Linked DNA regions of Homo sapiens: region 1 is linked to region 2. The links are chromatin loops, found by intact Hi-C in ENCODE. Cell type or tissue: dorsolateral prefrontal cortex. All regions are shown on one strand. Each heading gives the region's core, and the rest is flanking DNA. Links, peaks and the distances in the headings are about the cores only.

Evidence for each region. A loop is a pair of places that touch in the nucleus more often than their neighbours do. Peaks named below come from ENCODE experiments on the same cell type or tissue, not always from the same donor. Only the 100,000 strongest peaks of a DNase experiment are listed, where the experiment ranks them.
Region 1: a loop joins it to region 2, with 5 times the contacts of the local background. A loop is called at or near these places in 4 of 110 quality-filtered maps.

The regions. Positions count from the first base shown.
Region 1 is chr4:55,083,806-55,089,186 of GRCh38, reverse strand. KDR (kinase insert domain receptor) reads left to right here. Exons shown (of 30, transcript NM_002253.4): 26 at 214-319; 27 at 1,429-1,580. Among named protein-coding and RNA genes, the nearest start is that of KDR, 39 kb to the left of the region's middle. RefSeq lists a silencer at 1,591-1,885. In dorsolateral prefrontal cortex, for the core only: no CTCF peak of the experiment used is centred there; a DNase peak (open chromatin) is centred at 2,426; H3K4me3 peaks cover 2,883 bases; H3K27ac peaks cover 3,744 bases; H3K27me3 peaks cover 455 bases.
Region 2 is chr4:55,309,969-55,315,349 of GRCh38, reverse strand. It overlaps the pseudogene LRRC34P2. Among named protein-coding and RNA genes, the nearest start is that of SRD5A3, 34 kb to the left of the region's middle. In dorsolateral prefrontal cortex, for the core only: CTCF peaks have their summits at 2,465 and 2,668 (motif pointing left); DNase peaks (open chromatin) are centred at 2,661 and 3,299; H3K4me3 peaks cover 1,453 bases; H3K27ac peaks cover 2,069 bases.

The sequences.
Region 1 (5,381 bases), core at 283-5,282, 230 kb after region 2:
AGCAACCAGTTAGTTTTTATTAGATGTTGCTTTAAATGTTTTCTATACACATTGAGCCTCTGGAGTATGGGACTCTGTGTCTTACACAGTTTTGTATCCTTATTTAGCATCTCACCTCGTCAGCTCTTTACAAATGTGTACTCATTTAAGTGCTTATTTTCAGCATTCAGGAAGAAAGAGGCATTTAATGAAATCAGTGTTTTGCTTCTCTAGGTACCAGACCATGCTGGACTGCTGGCACGGGGAGCCCAGTCAGAGACCCACGTTTTCAGAGTTGGTGGAACATTTGGGAAATCTCTTGCAAGCTAATGCTCAGCAGGTTTGTCACCTCCATCCAAGAAGCACCTACAAAGAGTACTTAGATGTCAAGGACTTTCCTACTGCCTGAACTGTCTCATGGCTACCATGCCATCCTCTCAGCCATTGAATAATCTACTGTATTCTTCTACATCTGAGTAATAATGCTTTTCTAAAAGCTGTAATTACCCTTTTAGACAGATAGGATTCTAATTTATAACCCGGGAGCAGACCACTCTGATTTCTACCTACTTATCTTTTTGTTATATTTTCAAATCCTCTTCTAAAGTTAAAACAAAGAAAAAATCTGGTTGATCCACAGAAGATCAACAATGGAAGAAATTTCAAGAAATTTTTAATAAATTCTGCAGGCAAAAATACATCTAAGCTATGCAAAAGAGATGGTTTCTGTCTTGGTATCATCCCAGGTTCTTATAACTTCCACTGGAAGATTTTAGAGTTGTAGTGTTTACTATTAGAATGTTATTTAATCTCTAGTCAATGCCTCTTACTACAATGGAAGTGAATTTCCTCTTTCTTTTCTTTTGAACAGCTGGGGGACGATAGGTCAGCTCTATTTTTATCAATAAACCTTCCAAACATTTACAGATATCAAATAGCCCTTTATTTCTTTTTCTTGATGCAATAATATTAAGTTGTGCAACCTTTTCTCAAAAGACCCATTTTCCTACCCATTTGTTGCTTTTCTTTAGACTGTCATCAGTTTTTCCATTGCCTTGAAATGTGGTGGCTAAAACTGGATGCCATGCCCTTTGAAGGGCTTGGCTCGTGTGGTTAGGGCTTTGTGAATGAGTGATTTTTTGTTCTATGTAGCTCCTTGTGTTCTGTTGTTACCTCTCTGACCACAGCCTGCTTTCTCTTCATTGTAACTGCACTTCCCTGTGGGCTGCTTACCCATCTTGTTTTTAGTTCTCTCCTTTAATATACCTTCCATTTCAACAGCTTTTTGTTTCTGACACATGATTTGTATTGTTGTCTTAAAGTTCTATGTTCAGATATGAAAGCCACACACCCTATGTAGCCAAGAAGTCCCTGTGCCCTTTGTTTTTAATGAAAAGGCACTTGAAGAACTGAAGCCATAACAACAGTCTTCTGTGTTTATTGTTTCAGGATGGCAAAGACTACATTGTTCTTCCGATATCAGAGACTTTGAGCATGGAAGAGGATTCTGGACTCTCTCTGCCTACCTCACCTGTTTCCTGTATGGAGGAGGAGGAAGTATGTGACCCCAAATTCCATTATGACAACACAGCAGGAATCAGGTACTGTATATGGCCTAACATCCCCCGGGGGAGGGTGACTTCAAGGCCATCTCGGGAGGGGGATTGGAAGTGGAAGGAAGACCTTGTCTAAGGCTGTTGCATCCCACTTCCACATAACCTTAGCCCTGAGGTTAACATAATGGGGAATGCTCCTGGAAGAGGGCCTGGGTAGGTGTGCTTCCTCCCATCTGTAGCCCACGCTGCTGCCACAGCATTGCCTTTAAGAATTCCAAGCCCTGCAGCTGCAATAGCTGGAATGCCACAGTTTGCTAATTTCCAGAATAAAGAGACGAGTTTTACAAAGACATCTGCATTTAAATTATCCCCGTGTATGCTTTTATTAATGTGAATTAAATGGCTTAGGAGAGATTCAGAAAGGAAGAGTTCTGTGCTTGCATGAGAACATGCTTATGGCTCTCTGGCAAGGATACAGAAAGCCATGGGTCTGTGTCCGGAATTAGACTGGACACTGCATCTCAGAAGCCCCTCCCACGTCTGATTTTCAGCATTTTATTTGCATAATGGGATGTCTGGGCTTATTTAAAACACATGCACTGCAGTCCTTTCCTGATTTGCAGAGGGGTTCTAAAGGCAGCTTTCTTTTTTCTCTCTCCCAGCACCTGTGCATAAGGAAAGAGTTGGTGTGGTTTTCTACAATATGATATTAAAATTGCCCTTTACTAAGGCTGGGACTACTTCATTTTGCTTTGTTTCTTTCCTAACCCGTTTGGGTGTTTTCCTGCTTTAATGGAACCCCTGACAGCATGGGTCCAGCCTGCCAGCCCGAGTGTGCCTGGGCTGCAGGGAGGGGCAGGGAGCTCTCTCATGTCCAGAACTTGGCCAGGTTGCCACATGGCAGGGGATGCTAAGGAGAAACTCGTGGACAGTTTGCCCTCTAGAGTCGTGTGGGGCAGCAGAAACACTGATGGGAAGGAAGAAAGCTTAGAAGCCAGCAAGACAGCTGACCGTTCCATTGAAGTCAAAAGCATTAGGCATATTTTTAAAGAACTTTGCCGTATATTATCAGATGTTGCCCACATCATGACACTCAGAGTCAGGCAAGGTAGAAACAATGATCTTTTTTTTTGATGTATTATTGAACATGAGGCTCAGTTCTATTACCTGAGGGCAGTACAAACTTGTAGTTAAAGATCAGGTATTAGAGTCAGATAGAAATGAGTAGGACCCCCAAGTCTGTCTTGTAGCAGCTGTGCAACTTGGGGCAAATCATCTACCCTCTGCCTCAGTTTCTTTATCTGTGAAATGAGACAAGGTCAGTGGTGCTGTTTGAAAATGGCTGTTTTGAGAGTTATAAGATATAATCTATTTCTAAGCACCTGGCCCTTGAAAGCACTCAGTAAAAGATACCTATTAAGTGAGCTGCTTAAAATCACATCCTTGAGATGAATCCAGTTCCTCTGACCCCTAAGTCCATGTTGTTTCCTCCCATGCCAAGGAGGGCCCTCAGAGAGAAACAGTAATGAGATGAGACTACAATTCCACTCCTGTGTTTACACATTTCCAGTTCAAGTTGAGCTGGCCTTTTAGTGTGACAGTTGTTCCCACACACCATTATTGCCTCCCCCTTTATCAGAAAGCCATTTGATCATGAACTACATTCCATGTGTTTTCTGTGACCAAGTAGAGTGATGATCCGAGTCGGCAGCCTCCTGGCTCACCGGGTGCTTTGCATATGGTGCTGAGCAGGAGAAGAAATCATGTTTGTGTAATGGAAGCACCAAATACGATGTTGGATATATAGAAGGGCTGCTAACGTTTATCCCCAGAAGCGTGGACAAATGTGACACCACACTCCCAGCACAGGCCTGGCTCCTATTTTCTGTCTGTGATTTTTGAATTGGTTTTTCCAGCCCAGTTTCTCTTTTATCCAGCCATAATTTGAAAAATAAAATGGAAATTGGAATCTTTTGTCTGCATCTCCTCTCCACCTCCTCCACCTTTTTTCCTTTCTATAAAATAAAACTCACGGTCACATTTTAATCATCTGGTTTTGAAGAAAAGCAGATAGAGGCATTTGCACACGGCATGCTTCATTCTGTTGCTCTCCTGGGGTTCTGTTTCTCTGGGGAGAATGAGTTGAGGCTGGGGTACTTCTCAGGGAGCTTGTTCTATCCTCTTACGCATTTCTGGCCAAGTACAAAAGCTGAGCAGTCTTTCTCCTTCTAATTTTCAATTCTATTGCATTATAAATAGAGTTGGACAGAGATATCACTGTGGGAGCTAGCTTCATGATTTGTTGCCCCTTTAAACCATTTGAAAAATATTTACTTAGCATTTATTTAGAGAAAAGGCTGAGAAGTGTGTGGGGGAGGGACCACTCATGTCTAGACTTAGCTTTGCCTCTAATTTCCCCTGTGGACCAGCTCTGGCCTCAAGTTTGCATGCTTCCTGCAAGAAAACACATACTTGCTGGGCTCATCTTTCTTTGAGGGCAGTTTGGGGACCATCGGCAATTGCTCTGTCATTTTCCCTGGGAGTTTCACCTCACACATCAAGCAGCTTATCAAAAATTTCTTTGCAGTTCTCTCTTAGAGAAAGGTTTTGGTACATACCATTTTCTTCATTTTGTAATTGTTAGGGATGATTAAATGGCCCTTGTAGATTGATGCTTGGGGCAGCCTGCTAGCTAGGTATTCCTGAGTTTGGCTCTACCATTAGACTGTTTGCAGTGGGACTGTCCTTTCTGCACTTTTTGTCTGTTTCATACCCCGTACTTACACCCCTGACCCTGCTACTGCATGATCAGTGCATGCATGACAAGAGAACAGTGCTGTGCACATACTGGGTGCTTAATAATGGCTTGAACAATTGTGTCTGCTGTTTTCTTCTTTCTTTTCCCTCCTGATACTCTTCCAAGGGAGTCTGTATGGAGTAGAGTAAAACAAAACAAAAACTTCACATGGGCTTTAGTGTCTGAAGGCCTAAGTTTGAGTCCCAGTTCTACCTTTTATTAGCCATTTTCTCCCTAATCCTTGACTCCCTCATCTCCAAAGGGGAAATAGTTAAAAGACCTGTTTCTCCGTCTTAGGAGAAACAGATGCACCATTGTCTGTGAAAATGCTTTGTCAATCATGAGAGGATCATGCCATTTAAAAAATTACTGGATTAAGAATTTAAGGAGCTGTCCTTTCTAAGGCAGCTGAATTATTGTCCAAACTCGCCAACCCTAGTTGATTCTATCCCCTAGATATCTCTAGAATGAGCCCATGTCTCCAAACCTCATGGGCATTCCCTTTTTCTAGCCAAGCTGCCTTTCTTTCTCCTGAAGAAGTGCAGTATTTGTCTCTTGGGTCTTATGCCTCTAGTCTTATTCTTTTCAATCCAGAGTCAATTCTCTAAAGGGCATATCTGATCTTGTCAATCCCATGCCTAAAATCCTTCAGTGGCTCTTCATTGCCCTCAAAATAATAATCCAAACATTCCAGTTATGTGATTTTGGATAAGTTCCTCAAATTTTCTATGCCTTGGTTTCCTCATCTGAAGAGTTGGGATAGTAATACTCACCCCTAGAGAGGTACCGTGGTGAACACATCATGAGATGCTGCTTAGACAGCTTCTGGCACAGTGTCAGGCTTGCGGCAGATTATCAGTGAGGGCTTCCTGAACAAGTGAATGCAGGAATGATTGACTACGGTACCAGTAGTGTTTGACAACTGTTACTTTTAGGGGTTGGACTTAGAAAGTAGGCTTTGCTTGCACCCTGTGTATCATATCCTCTTAACTTGTGGAGTTTCCTGAGTGAGGATGTCACCGGAAAATCTCATTCTCTCCTCTCTCTAT
Region 2 (5,381 bases), core at 252-5,251:
CCCCTTGTTTTCCTATTTATACATACTGTATGTTATGCCAGATATGCCAATTGTGTTTAAATTGAGGACCTACACTGTGGAATTTTTTTTTTTTTTTTGAGATGGAGTCTCACTCTATTGCCCAGGCTGGAGTGCAGTGGTGCGATCTCGGCTCACTGCAAGCTCCACCTCCTGGGTTCACACCATTCTCCTGCCTCAGCCTCCCGAGTAGCTGGAACTACAGCCACCTGCCACCATGCCCGGCTAATTTTTGTATTTTTAGTAGAGACGGGGTTTCACCATGTTGGCCAGGATGGTCTCAATCTCTTGACCTCATGATCCACCCTCCTCGGCCTCCCAAAGTACACTGTGGAATTTTAACAAAACAGAAAAGTTTTGTGATTATGAAAGTACTAAGTGTACATTATTTAAAACTTGAAAAGTTAAAGAAGTAGAAAGCTATCTTCCATGTACAGGCAACCATTGTCTCATCTTAACCATTGTTAAGATGAAAATAGATGTTTTGAGGAAAACACAGTTTCAGGTGCAAGCATATCTACCTTTTATCTAGATTTTACAAGTGCCTGCTATAACCATTTTTTAAACATTCAGGAAGGTAATTTTCTTATTTCCCCTATTAGGTTGTTTATGAGTGTGTTTGTGCTTTGCTCATTCCGATTCTCACACAAGCTTTGAAAAGCTCAATAATCTGTGAAACTATCTTGGCTGAACTGGACTTCAGACCCAGAGGTGCCACATGTCCTAGGAGTAGACAAGCCTCTTAAACTTCCCTAGAGGGATAGGAGAACTTTACAATTGTCTTAAAGCACTCTCAGGGGATAACCCCTTATTTGCATGAGGCCCAGGAATCCCAACTGGAAAGAATATGCGACCCTTCCTCAGCTGGTGTTGAAAAACATAGATGTGCCCTGATGCCTGGGAAAAAGTCTAGCAACACGGACCAGATTGAATGTAGGGAAGCAGTGGCTCCAAGTTAAACACGAGCCTGTGCCTGCCCAGTGTCTTGGCTGCATTTACTAAGCTCCTAGGTTGTGCCAACTGAGGAGACAAAGACAACTTCTTGCTTCCCACTCTCTAATGCAGCCAATGGGAGAGGCAATTGGCTGTTCATTTTGCACACCAAATTCCTGGAGAAAGATTTTCTTCAATAAGTGCAAAAGAATATTGTTTATCATGGTGAAGATAAATGCACAAGGCTGCATAATTTTTCACAGTTGATTAAGAGACATGTTGAATTAAATGTTTGGAATCATTTCTGTTCTATTATGAAAATTATTTGTTGGCTACTACTTGTTTCCTTTTCTAATCCACAGTTTATATAATTGACTCTGAATATTAAGCAGTGATTGAAATGGGTTGCTTCAGAACAGATGGTTTCCTGCTATTATATAGAAAGTGCTTTCTGAAATCCCCTGCCTTAGGAGCTGTGATGCCCTGCATCTGAACAGTAGCCTACACTACCTTGACGTTGGCTGCAATAAAATAACTCATGATGGGATGGTGTATTTTGCTGTCATACTGAAAAGCAATACTACCCTGGAAATAATAGATGTCTTTTAACAGAATAGAAAATGTAGGCACTATCTCAGTGAAACTCTTACTTCACACATGAGGAGTCTTAAAGTGTTGTCAGCAGTCAGCAAAAACATGGATGGAGAACTTGTTGCACTTTAACAATCAATGAAAACAAATTCCACATTCTCTGTATTAGTTCGTTTTCATGCTGCTGATAAATACACAAATGAGACTGGATAATTTATAAAGGAAAAGGAGTTTAATGAATTCACAGTCCATGTGGCTAGGGAGGCCTCACAATCATGGTGGAAGGCAAAAGGCACATCTTACATGGTGGCAGGCAAGAGAGAAAATGAGATCCAAGTGAAAACGGAAACCCCTTATAAAACCATCAGATCTCATGAGACTTATTCACTGCCATGAGAACAGTTTGGGGGAAACCACCCTCATGATTTAATTATCTCCCACCGGGTCCCTCCCACAACATGTGAAAATTATGGGAGCTACAATTTATGATGAGATTTGGTTGGGGACACAGCCAAACCATATCATTCTCTAATATCTACCTTTGGGGAAAAAAACACATTTGTTAGGGCTATATGCATGGCATATTCAGACTTAATTCAAATGGGGCGTCTAAAAACAGACAATGTGGATGTGGAGCCATTTGTGGTGACAAACGCATGTGTCTTACAGAAGTCTCCAATGGCCTTAAAAGGCATTATTACTGGACACCAACCTAGGGAGAAGCTTACGACCATTCATTTCATGTAGGTTTTGCTCTTGTTCCAGTAGGTCAACATCTATGGAAAAGAAGCTCTAAAGTAATGTTCATGCATTTGTCTTACTACTTTCACAGAGATTAATATTTTATAGGCTATTCAACTTTTCTTTTATAAATTAAAAATAAAATAAAAGTTTTTCTGTAACAAGTAACCAAAAAAAGCTCAACTTAAAATGGCCTACAAAAAAAGGGGAATTCAGTAAATGAAAAGTCCAGGGACACAGCAGGTGCACTAGCTTGCTAGGGCTGCTGTAACAAATTACCAAAACCTTGGTGGCTTAAAACAATAGCAATGTGTGCTGTCACAGTTCTGGAGGCCAGATGTCTGAAGTCAAGGTACTGGCAGGGTAGTGCTCCCTCTGGAGGCTCTGAAGGAATTTGCCTGTTTAGCTTCTGCTCAACATTTGAGTTCATTGGAACCAAAATTGGAGTGTTTGTGGCTGTGTCCCAAACTCTGTCTCCATCTTCACATTGCCTTTCTGTCTGTCTGTGTGTAATCTCTGGCTTATAAGGAAGCATGGGATTGCATTTAGGGCTTGGATAATCCAGGATAAGCTCCTCCCCACAAGACCATCAACTCAATCCCATCTTTTGCCGTATAATATTCACTTTTTCTATTTAAGGTAACATTTGTAAGTTCCAGGGATTAGGATGTAGACCTATCTTTGTGGCCACCATTCAGCTCACTGCAGCTGGCTTGAGACATGCTGGATCAGACCCAAATTATGTCATCAGCACTTTGTTTCACATTATTTTTCAACTATCTTCTGGTGTGTGGCTTTGAGTTCAGTCTCCATTTATTGTACAGTGGTGGCAACGGCTCTAGATTTTATATACTCTCAGCTTCAAATCTGGTTGAAGCAAATCTTCTCTCCCAGATGCCTCAGTGAGAGTTTCATGGGGCTTCCTTACATCTCAGGAGTCACCCATCTGTTCCCAAACTGATCCCAGTAGCCGGGGGAATCTAAGGTTGTGATTGACATGGCCTGAGTCATATGATCGTGACATCAGCTCTTCTTCATCATCTAATCACATGGACTGGGAGTGGGGGAGGTGTGTGGGTTGTTACTACAAGAAAGGGAAGTGGATGCCGGGTGACAAGATAAAGAAACAAAAACAAATTGAAACAACAAACCCACAAATGTCCACAACATCAGCCTTGTTGATAAGATGCTTTAATAAGGCTCCTGCTCATACAGAAGAAGGAAGCAACTCTATGTAATGCAGGATTGCAGTGGGAAGAGGGTATCTGGTGAGTGGGGCAGGAGGAGAGACTTACTTGAGAAGGGTTTAATTGAGATTTTGTAAAGCTGTGTTCCATGTGAGATGACCCTTCCATGGGCTTCCGTGAATATTAAATAAAATCTAGAAAAATTACAATATGCTTAATTAAACAAATTAATTTCTCATTAAAATAATGAAGGGGTTGAATTTGCATCAAGTTTGGGGGTTGGCCAAAATAGAGTCAGCTCTTGTAGATGAAGCTGGGAGTGCAGACCTGGGTTACATGTAAAATAGAGCCAATGCTCTCTCTTCATAGGGTTGTGAGGGGTCAATTGAGATCAAGGGTATGAAAATGCTTTGTAAACCGTAAAGGGATACACTCCTAGGAGTTACACTTGAGTTGTTTTCATGACTTTCCTCTTAAGTTCATATTCATGTAGGCCTATTAGTTTCCCTCTGACCATCCCCAGACACTGTTGGCCATCAGGAATCAGTCAAGAATGTGGATAAATCTCCTGCAATCCATCTTTCCACCAAGAAATACCTCAGAGCACATCCCTGCTGATGGTAAGGCATCATAGCGAACAACCTGCCAGCTATGATGTATTAGGTAGACAGCAGTTTCAGAGCTTTAGTCAAGCTTCAGTAAATCAGACAAAAGTTGACTTCTTATATTATTTTATGTCAGGGCCTTTTACCTGGGACACATTGATAGGCGTGATTGCATCTGTTTAATCTTCTGAAATAGTATGCAAAATGTGTGTGTGTGTGTGTGTGTGTGTGTGTGTGTGTGTGTGTATCCATGACATGCTTCTTGCATCGTCCTGGGAAGAGGGTCCATGATTTTCCACAAATTCTCAAGGGAATCATGACCCCACCAAAGGTTAAGTGCTACTGACCCATAGTGTTTCCAGTGGGACTTTGTTGAAAGGTGAATGAAGAAATGTGAGAATTCTAATCCCACTCAGTTGTCAGCTTACTTCTACCATCTCTTTTCTGAGGCTCTGTGGTGCTGCTCTGATACAACATCTTAGGAAAAAGCAAAACATGTTGTGTGCGTGTGTTTGTATGTGTGTGTGTGTGCGCGCGGTACTTGTTCTTTCTTTTTTTAAAAAAGACTTATTTTGTGTTTATGTTTTTAATTAGAAAGATAATCATGCTACTTTTAGAAAAATTAGAAACTAAAGAAAAATAGAACGTGGTTTCTGCAAAGATCATTCAAAAACCTCATGAAAAAGTTGGCTGGCAGCATAGCCTAGTGAGTGTCAGATACAGCTGAGTTAGTGTTCCATGAAATTTTGGGAATGATGCTTAATCTCTGTGAGTCTGTCTTCTCATTAATAGCATTGAAATAATCATTGTATTTACTTCATAGGGTTCTTGTGGATTAAATGAGAAAATGAACGTACAGTGCATGCCTGACATTCAGTAAGTGCTTAATACATGATAGTGTTTGGTCATGACTATTGTTCTCTTTCCAATTGTGTTTGCATCCTTGAGATACTGTGTTTATGATTTTGTATCCTGCTTTTTTCTCTTTTCACTGTACTAATTCCCCATGTTATGTTGTACTTTTTATTAGCATTAGTTTCAATGGCTACATTATATGAAACACAGCAGATACACTCAAATTTACTGGACCATTCTCCTGTTGTTAGATATTGAGTGTTTTCAATTTTTAACTACAGTCATGTGCTGCATACCACATTTTTGTCAATGAGGGATTGCATATATGACAGCGGTCCAATAAGGTTATAATGGAGCTGAAAAATTCCTATCACCTAGTGACCTCATAGCCTTCTTAGTGTCAAAGCATAATGCATTACTCCTATGTTTGCGGTGATGCTGGTGTAAACAA